2 separate regions of the Homo sapiens genome follow, and region 1 is linked to region 2. A link is an interaction called in ENCODE POLR2A ChIA-PET data of the cell type or tissue named here. Cell type or tissue: IMR-90. All regions are shown on one strand. Links, peaks and the distances in the headings refer to the core of each region. The heading gives the core; the rest is flanking DNA.

The links. Peaks named below come from ENCODE experiments on the same cell type or tissue, not always from the same donor. Only the 100,000 strongest peaks of a DNase experiment are listed, where the experiment ranks them.
Region 1: POLR2A ChIA-PET joins it to region 2 with 17 read pairs; 1 of 35 experiments calls an interaction of 5 or more read pairs at or near these places.

Annotation. Positions count from the first base shown.
Region 1 is chr9:91,988,648-91,996,011 of GRCh38, forward strand. No RefSeq gene overlaps it. Among named protein-coding and RNA genes, the nearest start is that of ROR2, 42 kb to the left of the region's middle. In IMR-90, for the core only: no CTCF peak of the experiment used is centred there; no DNase peak of the experiment used is centred there; H3K27ac peaks cover 218 bases; H3K27me3 peaks cover 699 bases.
Region 2 is chr9:92,612,806-92,619,877 of GRCh38, forward strand. CENPP (centromere protein P) reads left to right here. Exons shown (of 8, transcript NM_001012267.3): 8 at 214-7,072. The coding sequence ends at 344. IPPK (inositol-pentakisphosphate 2-kinase) reads right to left here. Exons shown (of 13, transcript NM_022755.6): 12 at 6,681-6,760; 13 at 378-3,252. The coding sequence ends at 3,027. LOC100128361 (a long non-coding RNA gene) reads left to right here and starts at 5,245. Exons shown (of 1, transcript NR_036505.1): 1 at 5,245-7,072. In IMR-90, for the core only: no CTCF peak of the experiment used is centred there; no DNase peak of the experiment used is centred there; H3K27ac peaks cover 191 bases.

The DNA of each region.
Region 1 (7,364 bases), core at 1,361-6,360, 620 kb before region 2:
CCAACACTTTGGGAGGCCGAGGAGGGCGGATCACGAGGTCAGGAGATGGAGAGCATCCTGGCTAACATGGTGAAACCCATCTCTACTAAAAAATACAAAAAATTAGCTGGGCATGGTGGCGGGCAACTGTAGTCCCAGCTACTTGGGAGGCTGAGGCAGGAGAATGGCATGAACCTGGGAGGAGGAGCTTGCAGTGAGCCAAGATCACGCCACTGCACTCCAGCCCGGGCGACAGAGCGAGACTCCGTCTCAAAGAAAGAAAGAAAGAAAGAAAAGAAAGAAAGAAAGAAAGAGAGAGAAGAGAGAGAGAAAGAAAGAAAGAAAGAAACAAAGAAACAAAGAAAAGAGAGAGAGAGAAAGAAAGAAAGAAAGAAAAGAGAGAGAGAAAGAAAGAAAGAAAGAAAGAAAGAAAGAAAGAAAGAAAGAAAGAAAGAAAGAAAGAAAGACAGACACACATGGATCTCCACCACGTTCTTGCCAAATTTTTTTTTTTTTAGATGGAGTCTCGCTCTGTCGCCAGGCTGGAGTGAAGTGGCGTGATCTCTGCTCACTGCAACCTCCGCCTCCTGACGGAGGTTCAACCCAGGAATCTCCTGGGTTCAAGAGATTCTTCAGCTCCCAGTAGCTGGGATTACAGGTGCGCGCCAAGAGACCCAGCTATTTTTTGTATTTTTTTGGTAGAGGCAGGGTTTCATTACGTTGGCCAGGATGGTCTCCATCTCTTGACCTCGTGATCCGCCTGCCTCGGCCTCCCAAAGTGCTGGGAGTACAGGCGTGAGTCACCGCGCCTGGTCACCAAAAATATTTTTAAGTTAAATCTCTCCAAACCTTTAGACCTAACTTCCAGTTGACAGACAATACAGGAACAGAGGAACAGGTAAAAGAACATAAGAAGGAAACAATTTGACAAAATCCTTAAAGTCACACACTTTTCATGCTAACTAGCCTGGTCTCTTTGACAAGCCAAAATCATGAAGAAATAAGGGGGTGGGGGGCCTAATGTAGATTAAAGCATAATGCAGTGATTGGATCCTGGTTTTTAAAAAAGCAAATAGAAATTTGGAGTTGGATTATTGGGAAAATTTGAATATGGATTGAGCACTAGATGATCTTTGGGAATTATCAACTTTCTCAAGTATGATATTGGTTGTAGAAGTTCCTCATTTTTTGGAAGTGTAGGAGGAAGTACTCAGGGATAAAGTGTCATGAAAGCTGTAATCTTTTAAAAATCATTGTTCAGAAAAATACATACAGTTGACCCTTGAACAATGTGGGAGTTAGGGGTGCTGACACCCACTCCTTTGTACAGTCGAAAATCCAAAATAACATTTGACTTCCCCCAGACTTAGCCATGAATAGCAGACATTTTGACTGGAAGGCTTACTGATAACATAAGCAGCAATTAACACCTATTCTGTATATTATATGTATGATACACTGTGTTCTCATAATAGAGTAAGCCAGAGAAAAGAAATGTTATGAAGAAAATCATGAGGAAGAGAAAATATATTTACTGCTCATCAAGTGAAAGTGGACCATCGTAAAGTTCTTCCTCCTCATTGTCTTCACATTGAATAGGCTGAGGAGGAGGAAGAAGAGGAAGGGTTGGTCTTGCTGTCTCAGGGGTGGCAGAGATGGAAGAAAATCCTTGTACAAGTGAACCCATGCAGTTCAAACCCATGTTGTTCAAGGGTCCACTTTATATAGTTTTATGTTGGGAGATCATACCAGAAAAAAATATATATATATACATATATAAGACTTGGGAACGTGATAATACCCTCAAGCAGGTTTTCCTCTAAATTCTAAAAGGCATCTTCATTCTTGCTTAGTCTTAGTCAAGCTGTGTATTTCCCTTCTAACTAGCACAGTGCTTGCTCAGAGCAATTGCTCCAAAATTTTTTTGAACTGGAAGGATTCAAAGATGTTAGGCCTCCTCCTGCCTAAAAGTGGTTTACATAATGAAGGGCATATTTTTCTTAAATAACAAGAAGTCTGGAGGCAGCAGTTGTTACCAGAGGTTCAGCTGCTCCATAATGCCTTCAGGAATCCTAATCCTTTCTATCTTCTTGCTCCTCTGTCCTTGGTGGGAATGGATTTCAGATTCATATTTGCTGCCTTGTGGCTGCTGGTGGCTGCAGCAACCTTCAGTGGAAGAGAAGGGCCACAGGGCCCTTTCTTTAGCAATGCCCACAGGCCCCTTTCTTTATCAAGAAGCCTCCCAAGGGACTCTCACTGATTTATCTTTGGCCATGCCTGAATCACATGGCAAACTGAGCTGCAAGGGAGCCTGGGAAGCCAGGATTTCACTATCCTAACTCTTCTAAGTGCAAGAAAGGGATTTGAGGGTTATGAATTGGGTTCTGGGGGAGCTAACAAGTTTTGCCTCCAACCATTTCCTAGAAAACCTAAATGTATTTGAAGTAGATTTCCTTGGCAGTTATCTCTGGAAAAACTAAAGTAAAATAAAAAGTTGAAAAAAATTTTGATTTGAAAAGTCACTGAATTTAGTATGGATAGAGCGTCAGTTCATTCCAAAAAACATCTAACAAGCCACTGACTACACACCAAGCATTGAGCAAAAATCCAGGAGGCAAAGATGAATAAGGACTAGCTCACATCCTTAGAAAGCTGACAACCGGGCAGTAGAAGCATGCCTGCCGATAAGTAGTTATATTATGAGAAAGAGCCAGCAAAAGAAATGCTAAGTGGCCGGGCGCGGTGGCTTACGTCTGTCATCCCAGCACTTTGGGAGGCCGAGGTGGGTGGATCACCTGAGGTCAGGAGTTCAAGACCAGCCTGGCCAATCTGGTGAAACTCCGCCTGCATTAAAAATACCAAAACTAGCTGGGCATGGTGGCGGACGCCTGTAATCCCGCTACTCGGGAGGCTGAGGCAGGAGAATCACTTGAACCCAGGAGGCGGAGGTTGCAGTGAGCCGAGATCTGCCACTGGACTCCAGCCTGGGCAACAAGAGCGAAACTCCGCCGCAAAAAAAGAAAAAGAAAAAAGAAAGAAAGAAACACTAAGTGGGCAAAGAGAAGCTGGCCTGGGGACTCAGAGCTGTTTTAGAGAAGCTCTGATTTCATCAGTTGGAAGAGAAGAAAACAGCGCAAGCACAGACCGAGGGATGAGGCCAGCCTGCCCCCCACCCGCCTCTTCCGCAGAGCTGCTAGCGTTTCCCGTGGCCGCCGGGATGAGGGGTTTGTACTTGTTACCAGAAGAATTTCCATTTTTCAGCCTTGTAGAAAATGCCTAAGACTTGGAATGACACATCTTCTTCTAGTTCTGCTGCTAATTAACTGTGTGAGATCAAGTTTGAAATTTAAGTCAGGGAGCCCCTTTATTTATCATTGCGACTCTGCAGCGTTTCTAATCACGTAAGCACGTGCTCTGCACACTGTTTCTTAACCATGTCACTGACATAGTGGCTGCAATTGAATCCATCTACTAGCACTTGGTGTTTTTTTTGCAGAACAAGCCAGACATAACTTACTACGGCAAATTTGTACCTGGAAATCACGGAGATGTGATGGCAGACAAGCTCTGCGGTCATCTGGGAATGTCTCGCCAAACCGAAGGAAACCCGTGTGTCGTGTGCAGGGATTTCCATGACAGCACTGGCTTCCCAGTGACTGGCAGGATCCAAACAACCGTCAAGAGAAGGAAAGTATTTTAAATCAGGAAATATGGAAATAACCTTGTATCTGCCAGATTAGGAGGGAGAGATCAGACGACATCATCAGCTCTTTAATAATTTTTTTAAATAGAAAGTCTTCATCTCTCCTTTTTTGGTCACTTAAGTGTTTGCTGGCGGTTTCTAAAATGTCTTTTACTCCATGACATTATAGGAAAGGCGCTTTTGGAGCCGTAGTTTGGTTATAAACGACTCTCCCACAACTGTTTTCTATTTCCATTTTGTTTCACTGACTGAGAATGTAAATTGAACTTTAGTGCTATTGTGCTTTGTTCTGCCTCTCTTTGTGGAAATGTGTTTTGAATTAAAGTCCACAAATAAACCAGAGCGGTCCCAAATATTGCCCTTCAGCTTTTGAACAGCTTGAGAGCCAGGAAAAGACAGAGCATGTGGTTTTATGAGCCCCAGATGGTGTAATGGGTGTCACGCATGTCTTTACGTGGGGAGGTCAGGGGTTCAGGTTCCATCTGGAGCCATCTCAGAGACACTTCATATCCGAGGAATAAAGATGAGATCTGGGGCAGAAAACATGGCCACCTGCGGGGAGGAGACATGGTGCCTTCTCACCCTAACCACCGCCATCTCAGCCAATACCCATTCACTTATCTGAGTCTAGCGATGTTGCCTTTGACTCAGAACAAAACAATGTCATGGATTGTTTCCCTGGAATCTTCTGTCTCCACCGACTTCTTCTTTGCTAAGATCCATGAATGAGCTTCTTCCCTTGTTCATGATTGAGAAATCCAAACCATCCTCTCATTTACTGCTGAAGCAAGTAGGAATGTTTGTAGGAATATTTTCTTATCATCCCTATGCTGTAGTCCTCGGAGAGAGATTAACTAAAAGAAAGTTTCTGAGACCATTTTCTACTTCTTCACCAGAGTGGACATAAATCTAGAATTAGTGATGCTATTTGATTTGGCTTCCAAATAGTATTGATACAGTATAGCCATAATGGATTTGCAGCCATGCTATTAATTCATGTACTATTTCCTTTCATTTCTTAAAAACTTAAATTGTGTAGAGCGCGATAGCTCACACCTGTAATCTCAGCACTTTGGGAAGCAGAGGCAGGTGGATCACCTGAGGTCAGAAGTTGGAGATGAGCCTGGCCAACGTGGTGAAACCCCATCTCTACTAAAAATACAAAAATTAGCCAGGCATGGTGGTGGGCGCCTGTAATCCCAGCTACTCAGGAGGCTGAGGCAGGAGAATCACTTGAACCTGGGAGGCGGAGGTTGCCGTGAGCCAAGATTGTGCCACTGCACTCCAGCCTGGGAGACAGAGCAACACTCTGTCTCAAAAAAAAAAAAAAATTAAACTTAAATTGTGATAAACTATATATTATATGGATTTACCATCGTAACCATTTTCAAGCATACAGTTCAGTGGCATTAAGTACATTCATATTGTTGTGCATATTACAGTGGCTCACACCTATAATCCGAGCACTTTGGGAGGCCAAGACGGGAGGATTATTTGAGCCCAGGAGTTTGAGACTAGCCTGGGCAAGATGGAAAGACCCTGTCTCTACAAAAAAGTACAAAAAAAAAAAAATTAGCCTGGCATGGTGACACACGCATGTAGTCCCCAGCTTGGAGAGGCTGAAGCAGGAGGATCTCTTGAGCCCAGGGGTTCGAGGTTACAGTGAGCTGTGATTACACCACTGCACTCTAGCCTAGGTGACAGAACAAGACCTCGTCTCTAAAAATAAAAAATAAAAAAAAGAAAAAAGAAACATATGGTTGTGCTACCATCACCACCATCCATCCCAAAACACCATACCCCCCACCTGACTTTTGTATTTTATAGAGATGGGGTTTCACCATGTTGCCCAGGCTAGTCTCGAACTCCTGGAATTATAGGCACGAACCACTGTGCCTGGCTCCAAGACCTCTTACAATCTTGCAAAATGGAATCTCTGTCCCCATCAAACATTAACACCCCATTCACTACCACACCCAGCTCCCAGGCGCTGGAAATCTTAATTCATGTACTTTTACTAGACTTTTAGGTAGGGGCTATAGGAAATGTATTTTCCTTCTTTTCCCAGCATTCTGAGTTTAGCCCATGTAAGAGAGGAAAATTTTCTCTTCTCTCCACTTATCCTGGGTTCATTGGCGGAGGCCCTGTAAATTGAACTGACAGAAGACAGATTAACAAGAGAAAAACAAACAAGTTTATTAGCACTTGCACCGTGCACACACGAGAGCACTCAGAGATGAGTAACTCAAAGGGGTGGTGAAAACGTGGGCTTGTATCCTTATCAAAGAACAATACATTTGTAGAGAAGAGATGAGATAAAGGAAAAGGACTTTGAGCTTTTAGTTACAGCAAACTGTGGGAAGGCAAATCATCTATGGGTAGAGTGGAAGATAAGGGTGGTTAGTAGGATCCTCTAGTGTTTTCTCCAGCTGATAAGCATCTAGAATTGTCTCTGGTGATTAGCTTCTGTCCTTCCTAGCAGAGAGAAGGGGGATATCTTTGCCAATTTCTGTCCTGATTTAAGCAAATAGGGGGAGGGCAGAGAGCTTTTCTTGTATCTCCATCTTCTCAGTTGCTGTCAACTCCAATTAATCCTGATGTCAAAGTGCACATTTCGGAGCAGCACATTCTGAACCCCTTCACCTATGAATAAGGAATTTCTACTCTCTTCCCCTTCACTCCAGTCCGTGGAAGGGAAGACAGGAACTTTTTGGTGGGTGTCTAGAGAGGAGAAGCAGAGGGTTTCTGGCTCTTTCACGATTTGGGGAAGTAACGGGCTATCTAAGACATAGTCATCGTATTCTGTCATTTCAGGGGCTGTGGTTACTCACGTGTGCCTGTGATTGGGTGAAGCTGGATAAGATTAGGAAAAAACCTATTGGAAAGCAGAGGAAAAACCCTGTTCCCCAGTGAGGTTAAACACTAGTAAACTGCCATTTTGCTCCCTAGCTGACGGTACTGTGAATTGGTTCAGAACTCAGGAGGAGAAGAGTGTTGTTTATTCCCTGCTGCCCCCCACAACCTCTCCACGAGTCCGAGAGCCCTGTGATGCCATGCATTTTCAGTGCTTAGCACATTTTGGTCAGTTTGCCTATGTGTCTTTGAAGATCCCTGAATTCAAGCTTCTGCTTATCATATGCCAGCTGTTGGTAAGCAAGAGCCAGTTCTTTTATCATTAATAACCAGCACTTTGCTATTTTGCCCAGAACTTAATTTACAAATCAATCAATCAGTCCCTACCATGGTTCTCCTGGGGGCTGTGACAGTTTCTCCTGTGAGAAGCAGCCAGATCACAAATTGGTGGCAATAACTGGAGAACAACTGTCTGGGGAACATGTGATTGATTTGAGGCTCAAGTGGGAAAGAACCATCCTGCTTGTAGCCATTACTTCTTTTCTTTATATTTTTTTATTTTCAAATAATATTGGACTTACATAAAACTTTGCAGATAGAACAGCCAGTTCTTATATAACCTCACCCAGCATTCCCAATGTTCACATCTTTCATAGCCAGGGCAAAACGATCAAACAGGAAATTAGCAGTGACATGATGCAAAATAAACTACAGATCTAATTTGAATTTGGTCAGTTTCCCCACTCACACCCTTTTTCTCTTCCAGGTTCCCATCTAGGAGCCCCCTTGCATTTAGTTGTTGCAGCTTCTTAGTCTCCTTCAATCTGGG
Region 2 (7,072 bases), core at 1-5,000:
AGGCCCTCCCAGGCTGAATGCACAGGGAATATGCCTCCAGCCGTAGGTGAGGCCTCCACTCACTCCATCTCCTCGCCCGCCACTAGCATGTCCCATCCCATGCAGCTAGTCGGGAGGAGTGCGGGGTCTTGGTGAGGTCCATGCCAGCAGAAAACAAAAGACCAAAAGCTGCCACCTTGAAGTTTCTTACCCGGTTTAATGTTTTCTTTATAGCCCTGGAGCTGGACAAGAACAGAGCCATAGAAACTGCTCCTCTCAGCTTCCGAACCCTGGTAGGACTGCTTGGAATCGAAGCTGCTCTGGAAAGCCTGATAAAATCGCTTTGTGCAGAGGAGAACAACTAGTTCCAAAACAGTGAACGTGGAGGATGAAGATGCTGCGTGGAGGAACATGCAATTTTATTCAATATAAACATTTGCTATTTTCTGCTTAGAAACCACACCCTGAAGACGTGCTGTCTATGCAGTTATGGCACATTATATGGAAACTCTCATGACATGAAAAATAAATACAACTAGTTAAGTATAAAATGCCAAATAAAAGTGACACGTACAATGTGGTTTATAAAAATAAGCTTAACATCTGAGAAAATGTACCAAGTGGTTGTGTGTCCTCAGATGTGTGGGGAGGATCCATCCCCCACCCACTGCAGCCTCACACCGAGTCCACCTTGGACATGGTGGCCACATTACTCAGCTGGGAGAAGCCACCCTTATCCTGGTTCCTGCCTCCTGGGGGCTCTGGAGACGGATGCCTATGGCGCCTCATCTTTAAACTGTCCTTAGTAGCCCAGGGGAGCCACACCCTCACTCCCTGCCTCCCCCCGGTCCGCATGGTGGCACCGTGAGGCAGTCTCAGCAAGTCCTCATGCTGTTCTTGGTCTTCCACAAGAAAGTGAAGCTGTCAGCTTAATAACAAGAATGGCCTAAGACAGCAAAGACAGCACTGTTCCTGGGCTGGGACGCAAGGAATGAGGTCCTTTATGAAAGAAAGACCCCCCTGCATAGCCTAAGTGCTATATCGATCGTCCCGGATGTGCCTTAAGAACCGTGACCTCATCAGTCGCCCATTTAGCATTGTTAAGATCTGTGAACGCGTGTTGTCTCAAACCAGTCAGGGCCGTCATGACTACGCAGCAGCAGCAGTTTCCAAGACGGGCCAGAAACGCATCCACAGCAGTGGCACCCGCGGCTCAGGGGCTCCTCACAGCCCGGGCTGGTGGGAGCCAAGACCAGACAGAGTGGGGGTCTCCATCTGTTTTCTCTTCTCCCTCAAATACAGGCTGTTTTCATCGTGTCTAGTCCAGCCCTGTCTGGGCCCTGTGCTAGGCAATAACTCTTGCAGCCCTGAAGGACCTAGGGAGCCCAGCCCACCTTCCCACGGACTGGGGTTCCCTCACATGTGCACTTGAACCCAGGACCCAGCATCCTCCACACACCGTGACAATGGGCAAAATCATCCCAAACCAGGCTGCCCCAGCCCCAGCCCAGCAACAGTGAACTCCCTTGGGTCAAGACAGTACTCAACGGCCACTACCTCCACGCTTCCCAGAGCCTGCGGCTTGTCCGTGAGCTCCGTGCACTTCACCAAAGCCCCCATCCCAGCACACAGGACCCGTGTGTATGAGACGGTGTCATTGGAAGTGAGAAGAAAACAGTAAAAGTGTCCAGTTAGATAAGTATCTTTTTGCACCTCTGAGAGTAGAATTAGAAGTAAATATGACAGAATTGAACAATAAATTCTAGAAGAGTTGCCTTGATTCAAACAAGTATAATTCTCAAGTTATCACAAAATTTCCCACAAAAATTTACAATCAGCAAAATAGTTTCCTTATTTCTCATGTATCATTTTCATATAATTCCATGGTTTCACTAATATTATATGTTACAATAAGCCTCCATTAGTCCCTCAAAACGATGATATAAATAAGTCTGTACAACCTAGCATAGAATAAAAAACTGAAACCAAGATTCCCAACGTTTTTCATAGCAGCCGGGCACACTTTGGTGACCCCAACGAGAACCCTCTCGGCAGCAGCCAGGAGCTGTTCACCTTCCAGAAGCAGGGCCTGTGGCAGCCTAACAGGGAGAGGCCACGGGGCCCAAAAACGCAACACGTCTCAAGGCAAACCCGAGGGAGGAACTTGGTCTGGGAGGAAGAGAGAACTCGCTCCTCAACCACCCCAGACACTGGAGTGTCAGGAAAGCACTGAGCTGTTGGGGCACACTGCCCAGCCCGGCCACAGCAGCTCAGCCAGTCACAGCTCCACCTCCAACTTCTACAGCAGCAATTTTTAGTGGGAAAGAACAGCTCATCTCCCCCTCATGTGAAAGATTAAATTGTAAAGCAAAAAAAAAAAGGTCAATGCTCGCATGAGTGGTGTCCATCCTGACCTGAGCCTTGCGCTCCCTGCTGCCCTGTGTGGAACTGTGGGCTTCAGCACCTCCACAGGGACCCTGAGTCTACACTGCTCAGAATCGGCATCTGCGCGACCACGAGGTCACGCTGTGCAGCAGGGAACCACCTAAAAACCTGTGTTGATATGTGGCTTGCACTGAAAAAGTGACCATGTAACTCAGCTGGGGGAAGTTCCAGTAGTATCCATGTTTTCTTAAAAGTCCAAACTGTAAAATGTATGTGACAATTCAAGTTTTCTATGTTAGGAGTCTGGTGGTAGCAGATCCAAACCTTGGGTCTTAGAATAAGGCTTTTCGCATTAGAGAATCAGACATGAGCCCTGGTTGGGAAAGAAGAACTATCCAGAACGTCTTCCCAGGGCTTAACGGACACTTCCATTTTAAGAGTGTGAGCAGCTTCCTGGGACACAGCACTCACTTCCTACATTCCTTGTCCAGGAAGTTGTTTCTAGTGCTCTTCAATTCCATGTCTCCAAGAGGCAATCCCACCTCAAAAGGGGTTAAAAGCAAAAACATTCACAACCAAAGGTCACCCAACACAACAGAAAATATCTCTATCATTCAGCCTTCACATTATGTTCAAGTTTCAAAGACACTGCAGGGAAAGAGTTAGACCTTGTGGAGAACTAATGTGCAATCTTCGCTTTCCTTGAACCGAGTCGACATCACGGCGTTGTCTTTGGCACGTACAGTCTTTGAATAATAGTTGACGATCTTGCCGTCCAGTTTATACTGATGGGGAATGCTCTCGTAGGGCTTGAGGTCAAGGTCCAGCACAGACACGGAAAAGGCAAACCTGGACCTCGATGAAGGGACGACAGGCCTTTGATCAGAGCTGCAAGTAAAAAGTACCATTTCAGGATACACAAGCCCCCCATTCATTTCCCTCCCTCCCGTTCTCTCTCCCTTTCTTCTTTCAACTAGTATGTTTTTATGTTTTTTCTTTGACTTCTGCAAAGTTAGATAAATCAATCTCTTTTAAAAGAGAAGTGAATGGCCTCACACCCCAGCTCACAAAGAGCACTCGTTCTGTGCACCTGTGATCTGTGCGTGTGACAGCTGTCTGTGCCGGCTGTGTGCACCAGCGTGCAAAGCTTCCTCAGGCCAGTGCACCCCACCATACCAGGCGAGAGAGGGTTAAAGGACTGAAAGATGGAAAAGTAATTATGTGGAACATGTGAGCGATGTTCCCCCAGCCCAGTGGTATAAACGAACGCTGAAAAATCACTTTATCATGAGCCAAGTATTACAAAACCCAACAAAAAGTAAAAAGTAGATCTGGCCATTCCAGCGCCAAATGGATGGAATGTCGACAAGCCTTCTTCTTTGCCTCTCCTGTCTGCTGAGAAACGCAAGCTCCTTTGGTTCACATTTGAAGAGATCTGGTTTCTCATTTTATTCTCAAATTTTATCTTCAGTCCTTTGTATTTTGCTTCTCAGGGCTTAGTTTTGTGGTTTTAACCTCAGAAGTCGTGTGCTTATAACAAGATGTGATTAATTATTTGCCCTGAAAAACACATTTAGGATTACTCCGAGTCCTGAGCTCTGACTGCTGTGTGTCCCGCTTTTCGTCTCCGGGCACTCAGCGCACAGCACTCAAGACACTGGCTAAACAAGTGACCTAAGCTCAGTTCAGTCCAAGAGAAGTATCCTGGGTTCTGGTGTCCCAATGTTTACTACGCTTTGAGATTTAGAAATCAACAAGCCAAACCCCAACTTCAAAAGCTCCTGCCGAGGAGAGGAAATACTGATCAGCACGTCCCTGCTCTGACGCTGCTCACCATGGCCTTGGCGCTCACTGCTGCCCTGCCCCAGAATCCTGTTTGTAGAAAAAACAAATCCCTGACTAAGCTGCTGGGGTAAGTAACTATTCTCATCTGAAGAGTAAACAGCAAATAACTCATTTACAAATTAAGGTCATGAGTCTCGCTCCAGAAGCTGGAGTGTGCCTGCAGCTCATCCCAAGGGGCCACATTTTATTGGGAGAACCTCAGAAGCCCAAGGTACTGCTCAGTTCTGAGGCCTGAGACCCAAGCTGGGTGCACCTGGGCTGGAACAGTCACATCCCCAGCCCATGACTAGGGTTACGTATTTTAAAGGACACCCCAATTTCTCAGAAGCAGCACCTGACAAGACCATGGGTGTAAAGACAGGAAGGATGTTCCAGGCAGCTCCCGGGGAGGGTCTGACTACCTGGGTCAACCACAAGCTAGCTCCATGGGAACCAATGGCAGTGACCAGCGGGCACCAGCTCCTGACACAGAAATGCTCTTCTTCCCCCTCAGTACCCCGGAGGCCAAGACTGGGCAAGAGGCCCCAGGGACACACCTGTCCCTTGTGCCACAAGTGTGCCCTCTAGCAGCCTTGGAGAATGAGGCTCAGGTGGCCTTCTGGCTGCAGGGGGGCAGCCCTTGCCTGGAAGGCCGTTCTCCAGGACACTGACCCGCTGGGGGTTACCGGGGGACCAGCAGCCTCCAAGGGTGCTGGGGATCGGGGTGGAGAAGCCAAGGCCGCACACTGTGTTTCAAATGGGAGGTCGAGAGGAGCATCAGGGTTTAGGCCGGGAAGCTGTGGCAGCTCTCTCCACAGTTCCAAATTCCCAAAGGGACAAAGCTCTGCAGCGACAGGAAGGCAGATCCAACTTGAGACATTTTCCTTTATGACAGGGCAGAAACAGTAGTGCAGAGCTGGAGAAGCCTTTATTTTAGGGGGTGTAAGAAGTTTAAATGTGGTCAATCTATCTGTGAGCTGCAAATTAGTCTAGGGATCTAAATTTAGTCTCAGGTCTACCAGGTATCTCAAGACGCCAAGATGACTCATGATAAATCCCAGCCTTAGTTTGTCCCTAGGCCTCTAGAGCACCACAGTTACTGGAACTTCACAGGTGCGGCCACTGCGCACACCTTCCTGGAAGCAGGCCCAGCCCCACACGCCATGTTCTCGGAGGAGAAGCCTTCTCTGAGATCCTCTCCTTTTGTTGAGAAAGGCCTGGCTAGAGTGCTTTGTGCAGGATGGTTCCAGTGCCTACACCCTAGGTCTGAGAAGCCACATGGCTCAGTGCCTTCAGGACATGCCCTCCCCTCCCCTCCTAGTGTCGTTTCTGCTGAGCAGCTGGTCGTAAGGACCCGGGCCTTCAGCTTTCCCCGCATGCTGGCTTTCCAATTTGACATCACTGACCAGGCACTAAGAGATTCCCAGGTGCTAGACGAGGTGAGTAACATGTCTGTCCTTCAGCGGCCTTTCACAGCCCACCTAAGGGCACCCTGCATCCAAGCACATTTCCATTGCCCAGCTGCATCCTTGGTCGGGGGGCTGCTGAACAGTGGTATCTTCGTGGGTTTTCTCTCATCGAACACCACCAGCTTAATCCAGTTAAGGAATTCCTCATAACTTAGCCCTGTAGGTATTTCCTTAGGGGATAACAGGAGTTTTCAACTAAATAGAACAACCTTTTTTCTACTTCAGTTAGCCCTATAATGTTCCTCAGTATTTCATATTGGAAAGTAAACAATTCTGTGCCTGCCAGGGAACAGGAATCCTGGGAACTGTTTAGTTCAAAAGCACCGGGAAAGTGAGTGGCTGGCAGCCAGCAACCAAGGTCATCTTGACCCAGGAACACATGTTAGAAGAATGTGGAACATTCCGCAAATACTGGGTGCAGGGTTTAGCACCCCTGAAGATCGGTGATGGAGATGCTGTCTAACGACTATGAGATTATCAGTTTCATCCCGAATTCCCAGAAACAGAGGGGACTGGACAAAACTAGTGACATTAGGGAGAGGGGCGGCACATAGGCTGGTTATTCAGAAGAGGAAGCAGAATGAATGCGCGCCTCACAGGCTTTCAAATGACTGTGGTGGTAAAAAGGCAGGTGCGCCATGCTGCCACTGTGGGAGACCGAGGAACAAGGGCCACAGGTACCCACACATCTCAGGGGCTGGCTTTCTTTGAGGGAATGCAATGGGCAGCTCACTGTCCACATTGTTTCTGAGCTCTTGGGAGTATTTTCTTAGAAAACAGTAACTTTCAATGTACTAACAATCCTTTTAAGTTATTCTCCATAAATCTGTCTTTTGACTGAATTACAAGCTTCTAGAGGGCGAGAGTTAGTAAGCCCCATGATGTCACATAGGCCAAGGAAGTTATGTCACTCCGCCATGGAGTCTCTAAATATGGGGAAACCAACTATCCTATTAACAATTCACCAACTGTCCATAAAACCCCGTTAGACCCAGGCTGCATGCCTTGCAGTGGGGGCCTCACCTGGCATCCTGCAGACAGGGAGACAGTGCAATCATGATGGAGCAGTCCTTGGCAGTCATGGCGACGCGGTACTGCTGCACCTGCAGGGGCGGGAAAGATCAGCTCCAGGTCACACAGGAAGCCTCTGCCCCCCCACACAACCTTCCTTCCCAGTAGCCAAGTGTGGGAACTGCTTCCTGCCTCAGAACCTGAGGGTGGGATTAGGAGCGAGGGCCACGGTGAGCACGGGCGTCAGGAGGTCGCCCTGTGAGAGCACCTGGGCCAGCCCTCAGTGCCACGGGGCTGCTCAGAGGCCAGCACCGCCCCCTGACCTCTCACGGCAAGCAGTGTGGGACCCCGACTCCAGACCCTGAGACGGATGATCTGTCTTCAGCAAGGTCACCACAGTCGGC